7 separate regions of the Mus musculus genome follow, and regions 1, 2, 4, 5, 6 and 7 are each linked to region 3. Evidence: chromatin contacts called from ENCODE Hi-C data. All regions are on one chromosome and are shown on one strand. The core of a region is the stretch at or near the end of the contact, and the rest is flanking DNA. Distances in the headings are between cores, read along the strand shown.

Region 1 (2,909 bases), core at 300-2,799, about 80 Mb before region 3:
ACACACACAAGTTAAATTGTTTTCTACACAAGTTAAATTGCTTTCTATAAAATAATATTACAGAAACGTTTACACTCTGTGCAATGATCACATCAGTGGGAACGCCACTAAAATAACTGCTAAATGGTTACCATTTCACTGACAGCTTTGGTGGCTTGGAGCCTGTGTCACTGATTTGGGAACTTACTCAAAAGTCTTGAAAAGGCTGAATAGTCGGACAGTTGCTTAGGGAAAGTGTGAGGTAAGATCAGGAAGAAATGGGAGGGTGAAATGAAGCCAAGATCTACAGACTTCAGCAAAAGCCCCCTTTCCATAGGACAGGGTTTAGCTTTGAAGTAACCTCCACAATTAATTAGTAGTTATTTTCTTCAGACCATAATACTTTATACATTCTATTTTATATACTACTCTGTACAAATTTCACTTACTAACATCACCACAATCCACTCAGATATTGACATTTAAGGAACACCTTCAAAGATTTATAGGCTAGTCATTTACTTTAGAGAGTCTCTTGATTTTATAAATTCAAAACAAAATTGGGACACAGAGATGACCACATAGATAACAATGAGAAAATATGCTCTGAACCATCAAGACATTACTTTTAAAAATACTGAAATAAACTGAAAGAATAATGAATTCTCATTTAGATAAGATTCAGTTGCAAAGCTAATCAATTACTCTCTCTCTCTCACGTCAATATCTATCTTATCATCTATCTTATCATCTATCTATCTTCTATCTATCTATCTATCTATCTATCTATCTATCTATCTATCCTTCTATCCTTCTATCTATCTATCTATCTATCTATCTATCTATCTATCTATCTATCTATCTATCTATCTATCCATCCATCCATCTAACATCTATCTATCTCTATCTATCTATCTATCTATCTATCTATCTATCTATCTATCTATCTATCTATCATCTATCTATCTATCTATCTATCTATCATCTCTCTATATCTATCTATCTACAGAAAGAAGAGGGAGAAAGTCACTTTTTTAAAACTATGAGTAATGAAACTAAAAAGCAGCGACCTCATGGAGCACTGGTAGCATGTCTGACTCCATATAAGAAGGTTGTGTGTTTAGGTCATGTCAGGGTCAAGTTAGGTGGTTTTTTTTTGTTTTGTTTTTTGTTTTGTTTTTTTTTTTTTTTTTTCTTTTCAGGGTATGGTGACTCATGCCTTTAATTACAGCACTCGGGAGGCAGAGGCAGGCAGATTTCTGAGTTCGAGGCCAGCCTGGTCTACAGAGTGAGTTCCAGGACAGCTAGGGCTATACAGAGAAACCCTGTCTCGAAAAAAAGAAAAAAGAAAAAAGAAAGAAACTAAAAAGTAAAAATGAATAAAACCTTTTTGCAATACTAGTTTTTCTTCTTGTTGTAAGTGGTTCTGATCTAGATCATATATGCATAAGACCAAAATGGACATTCTTTATTAAGCTATTTTAACAGGAAAGGATTGAGGCCATATTGGAAACCTGGTAGACTATTTGTGATTTTTTTTTTCCAGCTGTGGAATTATACTGAGTTTGGAACGTGACATTTACAACTCTGCAGGAAGGTAGCAGAGCAACTTCTTCCCCAAATTTATCTGAACAAACCTCCTACACATTGTGAAATATTTAGAAGCAGGCCTGAGATTCTTAGCATGAATTTTGCCTCTTTTTTTTTTTAATAATAAAAAAGACTGGAGTTGAGTTTTCTTCTCAGCATGTACAGCCGGCATAACTGCTATAGCTCAGCTTTATTTTCTTTCCTTTTACTACTGATACATTGAAATTTTCTTATTTCATTTCTAAAAGACTGGGTTAACATGACTAAAGCTCTAGCACATAAAAAGCTAGATAAATCTAGTAATTATATCTACTGACATTTTTTTTTCTTTTCAGAATAGGGCTTTAGCTTTACAAATCACTGTGTGAAATTGTCATCTAAATACATGATTACATTTCTTTCTTTTTTTTTTTTTTTGCTTTCAAAGAGTTAATTATTTTATCATTACAATTTGTCTGCATTTGTGATTACTGTGAGCATCCCTAAGGTTGTAGGAGCATTTGGGATCCCAATGTGTGAACATTACCAAATACTGACAGGTCTATATAATTTGGATAAAAGAAACTGAATTTTCCCTTCCATTTGGTTAAACACTTAAACCTGATATAACGTTAGTTCTCGTCACACATTGGGCATCTAAATAGCTATTGCATAAATACTCGTTGAGTGACTGATTAATCTTGGCACTCCAATACTCTGTTTTCTAATTTTGGCAGTGTGGAAAATGTCAGGTTCCATACCTTCCCCACCCTCAACCAAAAAGGCAACATGTTTCATTCATATTTGAAAAAGCATATTCTAGAAATGTCACAGCAACCTTTAAAGATGACAGTCTCTGCCTAGGAATTCTTGACAGCAACTATGCACAATTATGCCAGCTATATATCGAAATTTTCTTACATCATTTTACCAAAAGTGATAGCCTGAGAAGACAGCATGTAAGGACTGGGTGGAAGGAAGAAAAATCTTGATGCACTCTTTAAATATTTATTTTAATATAGGATAGAAAAAGTGGAGTTCAATTTTAAGTTGTTTAAAAAAGAACTAAGTGGTCTCGAATACTTAAAGTTAAACTTAGGTTTTGAGAGAATTTTCTGTATATTTATAATAGAGTCCAATTTTATATCTCTTTGTATTCAAATTGGATGAGAAATGAAGACAAGCAGAAAGGTACAATCCAAATATTTTAAAGTGTAATGCATTGTCTTAGTGATAAGATATACATCAGTGATAGACAGTCTCACCAACATGTGTGCTTAGAAAACTTGCACACAGAATTTTACGACTAATCAGTTATACTGAAAGCAACTGAGGATACATAGCCGTGGTGGTGGTGGTGA
Region 2 (2,784 bases), core at 205-2,704, about 78 Mb before region 3:
ACACACACACACACACACACGCACAAAGGGATGCCATATGTCCCAGTTGCGACCTACATGGAGAAGGCAGGCTGAATATGTCACACAGTATTATTGTGAGAGGACAGTCGTCAGTTTCCTTTCTGGCAATGAGAATTTTCTCACCCTCAAGACATGCAAATGACTTTTTTCATCTGTTCTTTTTATGTTATTTGCATAATTTTCTCCTGCAAAAGTGAGAGCTGTCAAGAATTAACCATTTGAGGCTTCCACAGTCAGTTCTGTGACCTTTTCCAGAGCCTTAGATCTCTCCTGGGACCTAGTAACTTTGGATGTGGGAGAGTGGAGGATACTGAGAAGTGGGAGAAAGGGGGGATAGTGGAGGAAGAGGATCAGCAGGTATGGAATAATACCTCACTACATTTAAACAATTGCTTCATACTTATTCCCTTGGATAGAAATACCTTTCTTGCTGTTTCTTTCTTCTCATCAGCATTTAATAGAAATGATGTCTCTGTTAGGTGTGATGGACTCTTACGTTACTTTGGGTAACCACATGAATCTTTTTGTTTTGTTTTGTTTTGTTTTGTTTTGTTTTGTTTTTGTTAAGTGTGATACTCATTTCAAATGCTATTTGAAAAAAAAGGTACCGGAGCAGATCTCTGTCTTACATGCATTGGTTTGTAAGCTTGTGTCTGCACGAAACTGCCAGATAGGCTTGTTTAGTGTGAATCCTGTCTTTTTACAAGTCAGAGAGTTGCCCTCTGGAGGGCTGTAATAAACCTTTAAAGTCATTTTAGTTAGACAAAGGTTGATATATGCAGCAAGCTAGGGGCAAAGGCAAATGCAGCGATCTCTTTTATCACGATGCTTTAAACATGTTTCAGGTTTAGGCTTGGCTTACAAATCAGCCCGATCAGTCTAGTAATTGTCTCGCCGCACCTTATATCTAACACGAATGCATCTTCCAACATCCGCTGGAGAAAGCAGATTTGCTGAAGCCCCGCAATGGCTAACACTGTTTCTAATCAGCCTATAAATTATAGTCATAGTTGTAGTTTATCCATCAGGCTGGGAAAGACCAGTTTCCCAAGTGGGCTTGCTTCCTTTTCTGATTCCCAGGAGACCCACAACCTCTCCGCATGCTTTGCCTGCACGCAGGGGGAGCATTGCTTGCTAATCAGGTCAATGAATACCGCCTGGCTCCAGGGACATGACAGGCGTCCATCACAGCAGTTAGGGAGACTGAAAACAGTACAGGTTCACGGAGAAACTCCCGCTAGAAAACATCGCTCAGTCCTAATTTACTCACTGAGAAATCTCCAAGGATTTCAGCTGATCCTTTTTCTCCCTTCAGACAGCGAGGAGCTTGGCATAAACACAGGCAAAGGAGAAGAGCACGCTGCCCCTCTGTGGGTGTTGATTGAAAACTTCGATCTCCTCACCCGTTTATGGTTGATCTGAAGGATTTCTCACTTGATCACCGAGAGTATTTCAATTAAGGTAAGTGCTGCTGCGCCTGACTGGCTGCATCGCGCGGAATCTCTGCACGGGAAAGTTCTTACTGTCTGCCCTGACATTCTGCACTGCAGTAAGTGGCTATCTAAAGCAGGGGAAGGCTTAGTTTTACAAGCAAGTGTCCTGGATGGGAGACTGAATTTGGAGATAATGGCATTTCAGAGGAGTCCTTATCAAATCTGATAGTTCTGCATTTCACAAAAGAAAAATAAAGGGATATACGGGGTGAGGGGGAGATGACTTCATTTTTGCTTCTGTAATACCCGATTAAAAACCTGCAGGATGTCAAGGTAACTTGAATTTGTTTGAAGTTATTCCACGATGTCAGGGATAAAATTGGATTCTTAAAACCTTCTAAGTTTAATTGGGGGCAAAGAAATTTGCAAATAATTTCTGAGATCTTGGTCAGGTCTCTAGTATGTCCCTGAGCTGCCTTTAGATATAAGGATGTGAGACTAAGTCTCTGAGAGTTTAAAAGTGTACATTTAAGAGATGAACTTTAATATAGGGTCTAGCAAATGTTTTTCAGAGAAATGAGCTAGAACATTAATTATTCTATTGACATAATGTGTAGTCCCTATATAAGATAGATGGAATTCGCTTATGAGATAGGTTTTGAAAAGAAAGAAAATATTGCTTTCTGAAATGTTTGCTTTTAGGAAGGTAAATCAAGGTATTATGTTGAATCTTGACTTTTAGGTATATCATTTCTGAAGTTAATTTTGCAATCCACCTATAGTTAATTGAGGCTAGGTTAACGGGTCACACACAGTTTAGGGCAATTATCCACCCACTTTCAAGAAAATAGTCCATCTTATTTCTTCTGAATCCCTTCTCTTCTATTTGTGGAAAGTATCTAGAAAGATCATGGTAAAACTTTTCCCAAAGTTAATTTAATTAGGTAAACTTTCTCCTTTCTCCTTCAATTTATACAAATCAAAACACCCTGATGTATTGTTTGCAGACTATGGTAAATATAATAATGGGAATCACTCTGTTCACCAAATTCACAGAGGATATATTGACTATCACACTGGAAATAAGAGAAAAGAGTCTATGTACCTTATTATTGTGTGGGTCCCTTATTATAAAATTATTTTAAACTAATTAAATACACTATTTAAAATACAGTTTGATTCTGTTGCAGTAGTTTGCATGCTTAGTTATAATAACTAACCTGAAACATTAAAGTGCAAATGATATGTCTACTTGCCTTTTGTATATGATTTATCATGGTACCCCAGATGTGTCTTTAAAGCGAGCACTTACATTTCCCAGATGTTGACT
Region 3 (3,129 bases), core at 227-2,726:
CATGAAATTGTTAGAAACCAGGGCAAAGGTGCTTGGATTTCAACTTAAAACCAAGAGTAGGAACTAGAGATTTGGGGGGGAAGTGGAAGTTACTGGTGACTTTCACTACAGCTGTAGGGAAAAAAAGGAAAAGGAAAACAAAATAAAGACAGGGGGCTGGGGAGATGGCTCAGCGGTTAAGAGCACTGACTGCTGTTCCAGAGGTCCTGAGTTCAAATCCCAGCAACCACATGGTGGCTCACAATCATCTGTGATGGGATATGATGCTCTCTTCTGGTGTGTCTGAAGAGAGCTATAATGTACTCAATCCACTAAATAAGTAGATTTTAAATAAGAAAAAGAAAGAAAGAAAATAAAGAAGACACTAAGCTTGAATGGCGTTTGTCTGGGACAGAATGAGAACTGTCAATAGAAGCAAAATACACTGTTAGGGGCCCGTGCAAAGGCATGTGACTCTCAACGTCATCTCAACGAGAACATTTGGAGAACTTTAAGCAGAGTATAATACGACCAAAAATTACATTTGAAAAGAATTACTCTGGTGACTTACAAGGAAATATGTAGACTTGGTTTTTGTTTTTTTTTTTTAATTACAGAAAATGCTTAATAGTCTACAAGTGTAATCATAGCACTAGGAAGGTGAAGGCAGTACTGAGCGTCCAAAGACAAAATGGACTAGGCTGCATACTGAATTCAAGGCCAGCTTAAGCTCCAAAAGACCCGGGCTCCAAAAGACCCTGGCCGTGCTTCCCAGTTCTCTGTAGGGCAAAGGCCAATTGTTTTCATTTAATTGTTCATCAAGCGCTACTATATATGCAACATTCAGCTGTAGGCCCCGTGGAAACTACAAAATGAAATTCTGTCCACAGGAAGCAGCAGATGGCACAAGACACGCCAAGATAAGAACGTTCAGGCGAAGAATCCAAAGTTGCCGGTCCTTTCCATTCGTAAAGAGGATATGGAAGGGCCCACAGAGGAAGTGGCTCGTTTTAAAGTACGAGTAGAATTTGAAGATGTGCAACTGTGGGTTAGGGTTAGAACTAATCTCCGGCCGAAGCACTAGTTGGCAACCCCGAGCCGGAAGGCATGGGGTGGGTTCTGGGAGCACATTAGAGTTCCTGTCTGGCCGAAGTAAGGAAACAAGAATTAAGTCAGACTGACGTATAACAAGGGCGATGTCCACGGGCCAAAGTCTAGGCTCATAATACAGTCCTGGAAGTGGCCTGTGCCCTGGGCAGCCAACACTGCTCCCGGGGCCCGCGCCCCTTTCACTCTTGCCCGCCGGAGCTGCCCTGGCTCGTGCCCCTTCCCTGAGGCGTTCTTCCCCTTCCGGGCTGAGGCTACGGCTATCTTCCCGCTCCTCACCCACTCTCCAAACTCGTGGGAGCCGCCTCCACCGCCAAGACTCACCACCCCGCGCCTGAACCGCCTAACGCGGCCTCAACGTCGCCGAACAGTCGCCATCTTTCGCGTTTCCAGATCACGGAGGAGCACCCAGGCCGCGCGGCAAGCCGGGAAAGGGAGTTCCTGGGCCTGCACCACGCGAGCTGACGAATAGGCCCTGAAAACTACCAATCCCAGAATGCACGGCGCGAGGGCCGGCCAGGCCGTAAGGTCTTCTGGGTAATGTGGTTTGCCAAAGGTTCGGTGTTTGTAGGAGAAAGAATTTTCCAAGTGTTGTCTTTCTACTTACAAGGTTCTTCCGCAGCAGTCTTTCTGGAATCTTCTAGTAGGTATTGCAGTTGATTTCAGTCAAAGCTGGCAGCTTTCAGCGAGAAAGTTTATACGGTAACAAATAATTTGCTTTTTTTTTTTTTTTTAAAGATTTATTTATTCATTATATGTAAGTACACTGTAGCTGTCTTCAGACACACCAGGGAGTCAGATCTCATTACGGATGGTTGTGAGCCACCATGTGGTTGCTGGGATTTGAACTCTGGACCTTTGGAAGAGCAGTCGGGTGCTCTTACCCACTGAGCCATCTCGCCAGCCCCCCCCCTTTTTTTTTGAAAAGTGTTTTTTATAAAAATTGTGAGAGAGATTATTGCCTCCGTGGATGAATGGAAGATAATGAACTAAAGATTAGTTCACTGGAGTAGCTTAGTACTTCACAATGAAGGTAGTACAGTTTTCACAGTAGAACTACTCCAGTCACAGGAGTAACCTTGGGGCCCCGGCAGGATGAATGCCTGAACAACCCCAGGGTACCCACTGTCCCCCTACTCCCAATAAATAATAAACTAACATTTCAGAGGTTTCCCTGGAAGGACTTCCCCCTCAAGTATCTTACTATTTATTCAACATTCCTCATGGGACCTTGCTTCCTCGTTTCCCTGGTCTTCAGGAACTGCCCACTTGGGCTACTTGTTATTGTTGATGTCTTCCTTCAGGTTCTCCATACATCAGTCCACCGAATTTTTCTTCTAGTCGTAGACCCACTTCCTTTCTCTTGGGTTCAAACAGTACCGTCAGCACCCGCTGAAACAGAATACAACATTGTGCGAGGTAGGATGGTTGAGATTAACCAGGGTACCCACTGCCTCCTTTTACATTTTCCATCCTCGGGTTTGCTTTAATCCCACATAGTTGTTGGTCTTTCTACTTTAAATTTATTCTATTTTTATCTGCATTGGTGTTTTACCTACATGCATGTCTGTGTGAGGGTGTCAGATCCCCTGGAGCTGAAGTTATAGACAGTTGTGAACTGCCCTATGGATGCCGGGAATATGAACCTGGGTCCTCTGGAAGAAAAACCAGTGCTCTTATCCACGGAGTCATCTATCTCTCTAGCCCCAGGTCTGGTTTTTCACTCTGGGTATTTTTTCAGTTCTCAAACAGGGTCTCAGAATACACCCTAACTAAAAAACTCAGCTACGCTGACAGTGGCTCAATGTCCTATAAGGAGACTTTTGGAGAGCTCTTGTAGCCTCTGATATTGCAAATTCTAGTGCAGGGAGGACTTGGTCAGTCTGAATCTACTGGGTATAATGAACACTAGAGGGCTCTCCACTCTCAGAATTAAACCCTAACACCACCACCCCCCCTTTTAAAGAAAATAAAAAATAAAAAGGAAAGAAAGAATTTTTTTTTTTTTTTGTGGTTTTTCGAGACAGGGTTTCTCTGTATATC
Region 4 (2,807 bases), core at 18-2,517, about 79 Mb before region 3:
TATCTAATTAAGCTTTTTTTTCTCCTTAGCTAGCCTCAGGAAAGACATTTAAAAGATACAAGAGCAACAAATACAAAAGTACCCACTAATGACTGATAGATAATCACCTGTTTTGTCTTTGAAACCTCCATTCTGGAATTCCAGAGGATAATTTTCACCCCTTAAAAAGCAACATGTGTTATGTACTATTGTTTATAGGTGCCTGCTCACTAAGGAACAATGCAATTAATTGTTGTCCATCCCTTTATTTGGGCATCTGTGATCCATCTGTACAGCACACACAGACTCCAGCACAAATAATAATTCTGTGGCTTTCTCTTTTCTCAGATTTTTCTGTATTTTGGTCCATGCTTTCTTTTACCAAAAAAAAAAAAAAGTGCCTATGTCATATTTTAATCATACTGTTTAAGCCTAATTTATTAAAATTCTTATATAGGTTAAAAGGCTGACTTTACAAAGGCACCTGTATTCTTATTTTTAAGGAAAAAAATTGGCTAATTTAATTTAGGGTCTCACTAGTTCAGTATGAAAGAAGCGAAGTTGTCATCCATGCTAGAAATATACAAACATTTTTAGATCTATTTTCACCTATTTACTCTGTGTTGATTTGTTGGTAGGTATACTTGAACATTTCTAGTTGCCCTTTTTATTTTACTTTTCTTTGAGGGAGGATATGATAATGACAGCACAGTCTGTGAGCATTACAAGGACAATGCTTGGCAAAGGTACATGGAGGAACTTTTCAAAGTGTTCCTCTTGTCAGCAGTATCCTAGACAGTTGTAAGATGTTATGAAGGATTCATTAATAAAGTCTGCATGAAGTGGAATAGGCTTGATACTTTATAGATACCACGTACCCCATTTATCTGTGTTAACTGGCTGAAATCTTTTGTGCCTGGCTAGTGCATAATTAACATGTCACTATAAAACTGCTCAGCGTTTGGAAGAATAAATTCACATTCCATTAAATAAGGATCATCACCACTTTAATGGTCTGCATGTTGCATTTTAATAGCCGTATAAGTAACCAGAAAATTAAATAGGTCTTTTATCTAATATGCATTTTCACATTTAAGAGTACTCCTTGCAAAAGATAACTGGGTTGGCTGCAACTGATCAGGGTCCATTAATGTGAGATGGCTTGTGATGCAGTACATTTTCTAATACCCGGTGTGTGGAAATGTTATGCAAATTATTTGTAAATGTGAAACCCTCAAGAGCAAAGCTGCATTAACTGTTCCTATTGCGAAGGTACGGTCAATAATTCACAGCCATCAATAGCCGAACTGAAAATAAATTGTTTCTGTGCAGTTGCAAACTGCAGTAGAAATGGAAACAGCACCATCTTCTGGATTTCAGGAGCTTAGAGCGGCTCATGAACTGCTGCTGGTCGTTGCTTTCTTTGGTCAAAGTTCCAAATGATATTCAGAGTTGCATGTGAACGCTGTTGTAAAACACTTTACAGTCTGCTTTAAAATTCTAAAACATGAAGGTGTATATAGTTTCTAACTAAACTGTGCATGAATAAGACATAAGCATTTTTATGGTTTAAAGTTTTATATATTATTCTCAGTTACATCTTCCAGTACAATAAATGTGATATTTGACCTAGATTGTTTTAGTTCTTCATTGCCATTGCAAATTTATAAAAGTCTCAAAGTGAAATAATAAATAAAACAACCATTTTGGGGAAAAAGTAAAACAAATTATATATATATATATCGTCTATAAATACACCCACTGTGCTCCACTGTAATGCAAAGTGAATGAATAAATAAATAAATTCCACAAAAACAAATGCGAGAATGAGAAATTGGCTAAGACTTTCATAGTTAAGACCATAATTTAATCATCTTTTCTCACTAATCATTAGCTCTGAGGTGACGAGCTATTCAAATGTCAGTCTCCTTTACTGTCATCATAATCTTAGTGGAAATATGGATCTCATGAATATGACTTGTCAATACAAGTAGTACATTTAAGATACTTTTATTTTTCCTGTTATGAGAAAATCAGAAAGTTTGAGGACAGTGGATGAAGAAACAAGATCGAAGGTCTATTAAGCTTGGTACCATGAGAATGCTGAAGGAGGTGGAGATTTTCTACCCTGTGTCCTTCGTAAAATTCTACCTCGCCTCTGCTTTCTCTCCATGATGTGGCCCTCTAACTTTGTATTCCTCTTCTCCCGTCCTCAGTCCTGGCAGTCCTCTCCTTTATGGGTTACTTGGTATGCTCGATAACATAAGTCTCCTCAGCTACTGAACTCAAGCAGTACATTTTAGGCCAATCTAACCTGCGGCTTCTACTCTGTGTGGGCTGAATGGTCCAGGACAATTGTTGACCAATCATCAAACTCTGGTAGGTTCACACAAGACCCTAAACTTGATTCTTAATCTTCTTGATGTTTTCTTCTAATGCTTAGTTTTAACCAGCTTGCAACTATCGACATCCCCAAACCATTCCATGATACCAAAAGTAGGTTTTGGCATTCATTTTTCCCTTCTCTTTCTTCAAGGAAATTTGTTTCAGATGAGGTTGTAAAATAGGACTTGAGATGTCTCAGGGGTTAAGAGCTCATACTGTTCAAGAGAAGGCATGTTTTCGAATCTTTGAAGCCTCATATTCATGAGGACCACTAACATCAGTTAACTCCAGATCCACAGTGATCTAACACTTCTGGCTTCCATGGATGTCTGCCCTTATATGGATGAATCCACACACAGACACACACACTCATATACATGATTAAAATAAAATAAAGTTTAAGAAAGAAAAAAAAGCATAAAAACATCAGGTGTAAATATAAG
Region 5 (2,854 bases), core at 218-2,717, about 77 Mb before region 3:
ATTTTTAAACATTTTATGATTTAAAAACATATAAAAGGAAAAAGGCATATTAGACAGTTTGTGTCAAAGTTCTTTGTAAATGTTTGCTTCAATCTTCTGCTATTCCTTTCTCAAGACAACTATCCTCTTTGTCACCTAAGAGCTATACTCATTTCTCTCCATCTCTCTTGGACAAGCATGCCTGCTTCCAGGGCTTAGGGCATACAATGCAAGCACGTTTTGATATGGGGAAAATGTGAAAAGATGTAAAACACTTACTGGGCAAGCCTGAAAGCCCATGTCTGGAAAAAGAAACAAATAACAAACAAACCATCAAACCCACTTAAACAGCACGAGATATAAATCTGTGCCTGTAATTGCAACACTCAAAGGAGATGACAGAAACAGGAAAACTCCTGCATGGTTGGCATATAAAGTCTGTCTTACTAGGCACAAGTAAATCACAAAGAGTCTCTGATTGAAATGCACTGAAATCTGCGGTTCTTTTCCTCACCTAAGAACCATGTCATGAATGAGCTTACACACACTCATACACACACACAAATACACACACACACACACACGTACACACATATACATACATACACAAACACACATATACACTCACACACACCATAAAAAATAAGTATTTTATACTAAATGGCTAAATTTAATTTGATAACATGTCTGTAATATGTTTATCTAGCACATTCATGTGTAAATCGAAATTTTTACACGTGAAACAATAGTGGTACAAGTTTTCTTTCATTTTCATAGGAAAAACTACCTTTCTAAAATCAGATAGTTCTCCTCCAACTGCCTCCCTGTCGGCATGTCTATTAAATGTGTCCTGGTAAATGGCAAATGAAAATAAAAGTCACTGCTGTGTATATTTATATAAACGCTTTTTCCATTTGATGTGCACTTTTCAACTCACAGAAAATACAAACGAGCTGCCTTTTAATGCAGCAGTTGCAAACCACATTCAGAGATAGGCTGGTAAACATTTAACTTTAGATTAGCTTTCTCCAACTTTTAAGCACTGAAATTCAAGATTTGCTTCCACACTGAACCTAGGCCTCAGCATCTTTTTTTAAGCCTCTCTTGGCATCTCATTTTCACGCACCATCTGAGATGACTTGGAACACATCAGAAAATAACACCACTGCTTCTACAAAACAACTATCTGGACAGTGCCTATTTCTGCATCCATCATTTATGGGACTCTTTCCGGGGAGATTTTATTTTAAGTGTCAATACTAAAGGGTGATCTTATTAGAGTTGGCGGTTTCAGTCTGCACCTACTCAGAGAAACCTTATTTTTAATGCTTGGCATAAGACACAAATATAGCACTTAGTTTTTATTATTTGTGATTTTTATGTAATTAATAATTTCTGCATGTGGTATTTTAGACAACTACATGAAGTGATGTAGTATTATATTTTTAACAATTTACACCATCCAAAGAGGAGGAAAGGCGCCTTCAGTTCTTATGGAAATGAGACACAAAATTAGCCACATGCCATAAACTGAGCTTCAATTGCATCACCAGAGAACTGGAGAAATCAGTTTTATCTATGGAGATCCATTGCTGGAAACACTGAACGTTCAACATTTTCTAAGTCTCATAAAATGCCACATTTTCCATCTTTTCAGTTACTATTTATTTTAAAGAAATAAACAGAAGAAAACACACAAATGCACACTCACTCGACATATATTCTACATATCATTTATGAGAAATTTGTCAATGCTTTTGACTCTACCAATTTCAGTATATGAATACAAGGCAGAATTGTAAAGCATGTATATATGTACATGATGTATATGTATGTATATATATGTGTGCGTTTATGTGTGTGTGTGTTTTGTATGTAAAATTTGAGACTGGGTTTCTCCATGTGACCCTGTCTGTTATGAAACTTGCTCTGTAGACCAAAGTGGTGTGGAATTCACAGATATCCGTCTGCCTCTGCCTTCCATGTCATGAGATTAAAGACATGAGCCACTACCACTTGGCACTAAAAAACACAATTTGAGGACCTCAAATGATATGGAGAAAAGATTATGGGTTTAGTGATTGGAAAATGTCTACCCAGTGTTTTCTTTGCTTTTTTTTTTTAAACCAAGTATAGCTACACAGAGAAATAAATATATGATTACATTTGCAGAACAATATAATTTGCTTTGCCATTTTTACTTTCCATGTTTCTGTATTTATATAATCAATCTATAAAGAATTAGACTGCTATAATGATTCACTTCTCAAATCTCAGCACTTGGGCAGTTGGCTCTGATGGGTCTCTGTCACTCTAAGGCTAGCCTGGTCTACAAAGCAAGTTCTAGACCAGCCAGGACAACACAGTGAAACCCTATCCTTTAAAAATAGAAAGTATGTTTTTAAAAGTTGTCATTGAGTAAAAACACAGGGTTTAATCTTATGATGTGTAATTTTCTGTTAAAACTGTGATATGTTATTTAATTAGTTAGATTTTTCAATATTCAAGAAGCTATTATATTAATTTTCATATATATTGATAAACTAGATATTGGGTAATTTGATGCTGTTTAAAACCTATACCTCTTTTGGTCACCAGGATACCACTGTCCATCAGCAGATAATCTGAGAAGCCTATGCAGTGACTTTGATATCTTTCTACATTTTGCTGTGCTGAGGCTGGACAGACACTCAGGGTTTCACATTACTTGGTGGTTTTCAGAGAACCAGGGTTCAGTTTCTAGAATCCATTTAAGGACTCATAACTCTCAGTCACTAAGAGGAGAGTGATGTCCTCTTCTCACATCTCTGGAAATCGGAAGCATATGTGGTACACATTCTTTATGTACGCAAAACATTCATTAGACCCAAAGTAA
Region 6 (2,787 bases), core at 280-2,779, about 78 Mb before region 3:
AATTCCATGACATTTTATTTATTTATTTTTTATTATTATTTTTTCTCAGCACACCTTTATTAGGCACTATGTCACAGTGCCGGGAGTGCTAGTTTGCAACAAGTGAGATTTTCCTAGGGTTCCACAGGGTAGTCCTTTTTTAAGGTTACTGGGGTACTCATAGACTTGAAATGTCGCTGTCCATCTAAATACAACATGGACTCTCCATATGTTTTAGGGAAAATCAAGGGTACTTCTTTTTCTGACATGAATGTAAAATGAAAGACATTGGTGGTCATATGCTCACGACTGTCAAGAGAGAACACTTCACTATGGACTCTGACTTGAATGTAATTACCCTGGGTGAAGCATACCTGTGAAGAAAGAAAGAGCAATGAACCAACTTCAACAGGCTTCTGAAACATGATATCATCTACTGTTACCACATATGGCCGAGAACCTCCAAAGCTACAAGCAGTAGCCCATGCAAGTTCATATGCTTTTCTCATAAGAAAACCACCAAAGATCCGATTGAATACATTTCGTTCCTGAGGGTGACAAATATCCAAGCTCTTGAGTTTTGTATCCTCCATCCACACTGCCTTAGGAGGCAAAATTCGACTCTGAAAACTTATAGTCTTTGGATCCAGTGTGCTAAGAAACAGTTCATGTATGATATTCCTCTCCTCAGAACTGGGAGCCACTTTCAGTAATGAACTGGTGCTAAAGGCAATCCTTCGGCTCTTGTTCAATTCTCCTTGTGTAAAGAGCTCTTCTTCTTCTTTATTTTCCGGAATGAGTGGATTTACAAATGCCGGCCTCTTATTTTCAGAATCTTGAGCCACCATTACAAAGGTTGCATCCAAAACAGGCCAATATGTCTCATCATCGTGCAGCTGGAACATTTTCATCTTCACTTCCATGGTTGTATTTCCAACCCAGCTAACATGGCCAGTGAACTTAATGTCCTGTTCAGGGCTTAAGCTGTGTTTACACATATCAATCTTGTCCACCAGGACTGTAACTATTGATAAAAGAGACATATTGGTAGAATGATTGTGGTTGTGCATGTAGCAAACAAGAACTCCTAAGCTGTCAAGGTCCTCAAGAATCCTGCCAAATCTTACTGTATTTTGAACAGTCACATATTTGTCTCGTAGTTCAGGGTCAGTACCCAAAGGTAGGAGAACTTCAATGTAACTATCCCTTATTTTCCTCGGTGGTAGGACTTTCTGTGATTTAGGCAAAAAACTATGAAGTAACTTCCTTTCCTCCATTGCTTGTACATGGTCTCTCCAGACTGTGGAAATACCTACTATCTCCCGCAGCTTGACTTGAACTTGATGGATGTGTAAGGGTTCACTTATTTTGTATTGGGATCCTTGAGATAGTCCTCTGCCATGAGTAAGAAGCCCCTTGTTCAAGGTCCAAAGCCTCATCGCTGCCCGCTTCATGGCACTCCCCTGCCTACCCACGGGTGGACAACCAAGGTCCTCCCAGGTAGAGAAAAACCGGTAGCAGAAGAGTGTGAGCGTGAGCCCACCTCCAAACACCGGCAACTGCGCCGGACTGAATCTTGGTCCCCACCTTCTAGGTGACGCCACAAGAGGGCCCGGGATAGGGTTCCATGACATTATAAACCCTTATATTAGAAGGCCTGATAGAAACCGAAGACATTTAATATGAAATGGTAACTAGCTACAGCCTCTCTTCCCAAATATGCAGGATCCATAGTAATATGAATCAGAGTACACAATTGTGAACACATACAGCCTCAGATCAAGAGGAAATTAATCACCTAATGGTAAAACATGGTGTGACTTTCAGCTGTTTGTTCGTATTGATGAGGGATGCTTTTGTTTGTATTTTTTTAAAGCACACACAGGTGTCAGCTCAGAGAGGTCAGAGGACGGGCTCCAAAAGTTGTTCTTTCTTTTTGCCACAGATATTCCACATATCAAGATCAGATTGTCTGACTTGGTAACAAGATCCTGTACCTGCTGTGATATCTTATTAGTCCAGCATTTTTATTCTATGTTTAGAATCTTTTAGCTATATTTACAAAATGAAAACATGAACCAAAGGTATAAATATGTTTCGGATTGTTAATAATAAAGTAAATTCATGCCGTGGTTTCTAATTGGTAAAAACTTAGAACTTTTGATGGTGGTTGTTTTCCCTGACCTTGCAAAGAGCTTGGGAATATGCATGGTCTCACTGTTGGGGAAGAGTGACTATGTAGTTATAAATACATAAACATTGGCAGCATTCCTGGTTGTTTTTCTGTCTCTGCCCAGCAAGCCACTTGCAGCATATTAGCAAACACTTCCCAATGAAAAGATCTAGAAGCCTCTGCCAGAATCTCATCTTCAGGGAAGGGAACAGCTGACAACAAATTTCATCAAAACTGTTGTAAGGCTTACTACTAATTGGCAGCATTCAAAGAGTCTATTTATATACTGGCTTTGAGCCATTGTCATACAAATGAAATGTTGTGTAGGTAGGTGATTTTATTGACAATATAACACACACACACACACACACAAACACACACACACACACACACACATGAATATTTTATATTTTAAGGAAGGTTGGCCTGCATTGCTTTTCATACAGAACTCATTGCTAAACTGCTGATGGCTGCCTTCTCTTTAATTTGTCCTCTTAGTCAGATTGCTCATTGTTTTAGACAGATGTACTCTGATTCTATTTATTTGTATGTTTCTGTCTTATTAAATTTTCTAATATGTTCCACTTTACTTGATTTCTCTCTCTCTCTCTCTCTCTCTCTCTCTCTCTCTCTCT
Region 7 (3,185 bases), core at 175-2,674, about 80 Mb before region 3:
TTTTTCTGTGGTGTAATGTTTTTCATAGAAATATTTTGAATGAAACATTTTTCAATAAAAAACTTCAAAATCAGAAATAGATCTTCTAGTATGTCTAAAAATGTTTAAAAAGTTGTGCGTTTGGTTTTGAAAACACCCACATAGTCACAGCTTAGTCAAAAGTTCATTGTCCATATAATTGAGGTCAAACTGAATTCAAGAAAGTACAACAACTCACTGTCCATTTGACAGTGAGGTAATGCTGCTGTGGCTGTCTCTGCCTCCTCTCATTCCCCCTCTTTCCATTCTTTTCCTGTCTTTTAACTAATGCCACAACCTTTCTATTTCAGTGTGATTCTGGCCTCAGCAAAATGTATCCCTAAAATACTGAAATATTATTGGATTTTAATGACTAAGACAGAAATTGAATGATTTAACAACATCCTCTGTTTTCTTAGATTTTTTTTCTTCTCGAAATATAGATTAAATTGCATGAATAACAGTAACGTTCTCATTTTCATTTTTTTCTTTTTTTTCTTTCTTTCCTTTCCTTTTCTTCTTTGTTTTTTTTCTTGGGGGTGGGGTTTCAGGGAAAGAATGAGGATTCTTCAAATCCATGTCAAGGTATATTTGTTAGGTTTTGAGCAATACCTTTCTTGCTTGCTTGCTTGCTTAATTCCAGATGCCCCCTAACATGTCCATTTCTACAAACACTTCAGTTCCTAATTTGTTAAAGATAGACTAAATGAGACACTCATGTTGAAGATTTTTAAAGACTATTTCTTTTACCAAGGAACCTGTTGGACCCAAATTTGGGTAAAGAAGCATCTTTAGCAAATGCAAAGTTGTTCAGGGTTTCAGGGTGGGAAGACATTGTACAAGTGCAATAAGATGAACTGTAACCAAAAAAAAAAAAAAAGAACATATGTGCTGTCTGCCTAGTGGCTCTGTGTGAGAGTAGGTGGTGAGTAAAATGAAGGCTGTGTTGTGTACAAAAGGCCTGAGTATGAGAGACTCAAATGTAGACATAAAATGGCATCCCTTGAGAGCAGAAGTTCTGGAAGGTAGTTTTTTTTTTCCCCAACAGGAAAATTGATCAAATAAATACATACATAAGAATATTATCAAATTTAGTTTTCTCTTTTACTTAAATAAGGAGGAAAAACTATGGTTCTTTCTATAGTCTTGCATAGCAACAGAGGATATTGGTGTGAGATTTTACATTTTATTACAACTATATCAAAATATTATATATCAGTCTAAGGTTTCTATTGCTGCAGTGAAACACCATGACCAAGAAGCAAGTTGAGGAGGACAGGGTTTATTCAGCTTACACTTTCACATTGCTGTTTATCATCAAACAAATTCAGAACAGGAATTCACACAGGGTAGAAACCTGGAGGCAGGAGCTGATGTAGAAGAGATGGAGGAGTGTGGCTTGCTGGCTTGCTTTTTCTGGCTTGCTCAACTTGCTTTCTTGGATAACCCAGGACTACCAGACCGGGGATGGCACCACCCACAATGGGCCCTCCCACTCTTGATCACTAATTGACAAAATGCCTTACAGCTGGATCTTATGGAAACATTTCCTCAATTGGGTCTCCTTTCTCTGTGACAAGTCCAGCTTGTATTAAGTTAACACACAAAACCAGCCAATACAATGTATATATTGTATGCGTACAGAAATTTTTTCCTGACTTTTATGGACACTTAAAGTTTTCGTAGTAATTGATAATCTTGAATGCTCTGACTTTTTCTTGTAAGTACCTTTTTTTGACTAAAGAGATGTAGAGACCTTTTGAAATGACAATACCACAAAAGGAGCAGGGTGCATATGATACAAATTAGACTGGTCATGTGCCAGAAGAAGATGGCATTTAGAGAATGAGAGTAACCATAAGTACTATGAAGCAGACACATAATATTTGAAAATCAAACTAATTCTGATGATGAACTAAAATCCATTGGAAAAGACAGGCAATGCTCTCTTCCTGAAGTTATAATTCAGTAACTAACTGACTATGAATTTCCACGAAAAATATGATCCCTCCAGTATGAAAATCTTAACTGAGCAAACACAGTCATTATATTGGGGCAATATAGAACTTGGAATATTCTGCCATCTGATACAACGTGAGAAGAACAGTGTGAAGTTTCTGTGATAATCCTGTGTGTCTACAGAAAATTTTCAATATGAGGAAGCATCACCCCGAAACTGCGGAAGATGCTATCATACAGTTAGGATACGCTTATTATGCTTAAATTTTTTCTGAGTTTCTAAGTCCAAAATATACTGTTGCAGCCTCCAAGACTCTAAGATGAAAAGGGAACTTGGTTCATCTCATGACTTGAGGGTAATTGTACTACAAAGGCTACTGGGAAGTGCTAGAAACTTTGTAGCAATCAGAATAAGAATACAAAATATTCTTTGTATTACATTAGTTATTTTGATATATCAATTGAGATTGTGTAAAATAATCTTTTAATGGAAGGAAATATTGAAAAGGAAACTCAGAAATAATCATCCCTTAAAACTACTTGTCAAATGGTGAAGAAGAAATGAAGAGAGCTAGTGGTGGGGGAGAAAGAGGATGGTGACACGAGGGAGCTAAAGAAGGTGACAGAAAAGGAGAGGGAAGGGGAGAGAGGAAATGAAATAGGGTATGTGTGTGAACACAGGTGTGGGTGTGCCACTGTGCAGAGAACAAAAGAGGAAATCAAATTGTTTCCACAATTGCTCTCTTCCTTATTTCTCTGCGTTAGGGTCTTTTGTGGTCTTAGTTATGGTTTGTATTATTGTGATAAAACATCTTGACCCAAAGCAACATGTGGAGGAATGGGTTCATTTCAGCATTCCGTTCCACAGTATCCATCACAAGAAAAATTCAGGGCAATGATTCAAACAGGGCAGAAACCTCGAGGCAGGAGCTAATGCAGAGGCATTGGGAGAACACTGCTTAGTTGCTTGCTTTTCAACCCAGTAGCAACAAAATAGCCTGAGAGTGACACTGCCCACAGTGATCTGGCCCTTGCCACATCAATCATCAATCTAGAAAGAGCACCGGGGTCTTGCCCATATGCCAACTCAGTGGGAACATTTTCTCAATGTAGGCTTATTTTTGCAAATGATTCCTACTTGTGTCAAACTGAAATACTGTTATGCAGCTCCCTCTCTGACCCTAAAAAAATTATCATTATGGCTAAGA

Evidence for each region. A loop is a pair of places that touch in the nucleus more often than their neighbours do.
Region 1: a loop to region 3 is called in a map of regulatory T cell, with 59 times the contacts of the local background. The contact joins the enhancer-like site here to the promoter of Ddx23 in region 3. A Hi-C loop is called at or near these places in 3 of 37 maps with a recorded cell type or tissue (T-helper 17 cell, T-helper 2 cell and regulatory T cell).
Region 2: a map of regulatory T cell shows a loop between it and region 3 (23-fold over the local background). The contact joins the promoter of Cdh12 here to the promoter of Ddx23 in region 3. A Hi-C loop is called at or near these places in 3 of 37 maps with a recorded cell type or tissue (T-helper 1 cell, T-helper 17 cell and regulatory T cell).
Region 4: a map of T-helper 2 cell shows a loop between it and region 3 (34-fold over the local background). The contact joins the enhancer-like site here to the promoter of Ddx23 in region 3. A Hi-C loop is called at or near these places in 2 of 37 maps with a recorded cell type or tissue (T-helper 17 cell and T-helper 2 cell).
Region 5: a loop to region 3 is called in a map of T-helper 2 cell, with 25 times the contacts of the local background. The contact joins the enhancer-like site here to the promoter of Ddx23 in region 3. A Hi-C loop is called at or near these places in 2 of 37 maps with a recorded cell type or tissue (T-helper 17 cell and T-helper 2 cell).
Region 6: a map of T-helper 17 cell shows a loop between it and region 3 (18-fold over the local background). The contact joins the promoter of Acot10 here to the promoter of Ddx23 in region 3. A Hi-C loop is called at or near these places in 3 of 37 maps with a recorded cell type or tissue (T-helper 1 cell, T-helper 17 cell and T-helper 2 cell).
Region 7: a loop to region 3 is called in a map of T-helper 17 cell, with 37 times the contacts of the local background. The contact joins the enhancer-like site here to the promoter of Ddx23 in region 3. A Hi-C loop is called at or near these places in 2 of 37 maps with a recorded cell type or tissue (T-helper 17 cell and T-helper 2 cell).

What each region holds. Positions count from the first base shown.
Region 1 is chr15:19,019,452-19,022,360 of GRCm38, forward strand. No RefSeq gene overlaps it. Among named protein-coding and RNA genes, the nearest start is that of Gm35496, 160 kb to the right of the region's middle. Within about 2 kb of position 1,550, at least 1 of the 3 ENCODE cell types and tissues checked has a DNase peak (open chromatin) inside an H3K27ac peak, as active enhancers do.
Region 2 is chr15:21,109,998-21,112,781 of GRCm38, forward strand. It overlaps Cdh12 (cadherin 12), which reads left to right and starts at 1,455. Exons shown (of 12, transcript NM_001008420.2): 1 at 1,455-1,482.
Region 3 is chr15:98,661,413-98,664,541 of GRCm38, forward strand. Ddx23 (DEAD box helicase 23) reads right to left here and starts at 1,477. Exons shown (of 17, transcript NM_001080981.1): 1 at 1,411-1,477.
Region 4 is chr15:19,275,302-19,278,108 of GRCm38, forward strand. No RefSeq gene overlaps it. Among named protein-coding and RNA genes, the nearest start is that of Gm35496, 91 kb to the left of the region's middle. Within about 2 kb of position 1,268, at least 1 of the 3 ENCODE cell types and tissues checked has a DNase peak (open chromatin) inside an H3K27ac peak, as active enhancers do.
Region 5 is chr15:21,354,412-21,357,265 of GRCm38, forward strand. All of the region lies in intron 2 of Cdh12 (cadherin 12), which reads left to right. Among named protein-coding and RNA genes, the nearest start is that of Gm25101, 240 kb to the left of the region's middle. Within about 2 kb of position 1,468, at least 1 of the 3 ENCODE cell types and tissues checked has a DNase peak (open chromatin) inside an H3K27ac peak, as active enhancers do.
Region 6 is chr15:20,665,221-20,668,007 of GRCm38, forward strand. Acot10 (acyl-CoA thioesterase 10) reads right to left here and starts at 1,530. Exons shown (of 1, transcript NM_022816.2): 1 at 1-1,530. The coding sequence starts at 1,433. The coding sequence ends at 114. It also overlaps a transcript of Cdh12 not described here.
Region 7 is chr15:18,929,421-18,932,605 of GRCm38, forward strand. The region is part of intron 2 of Cdh10 (cadherin 10); the gene reads left to right. Among named protein-coding and RNA genes, the nearest start is that of C030047K22Rik, 110 kb to the left of the region's middle. Within about 2 kb of position 1,425, at least 1 of the 3 ENCODE cell types and tissues checked has a DNase peak (open chromatin) inside an H3K27ac peak, as active enhancers do.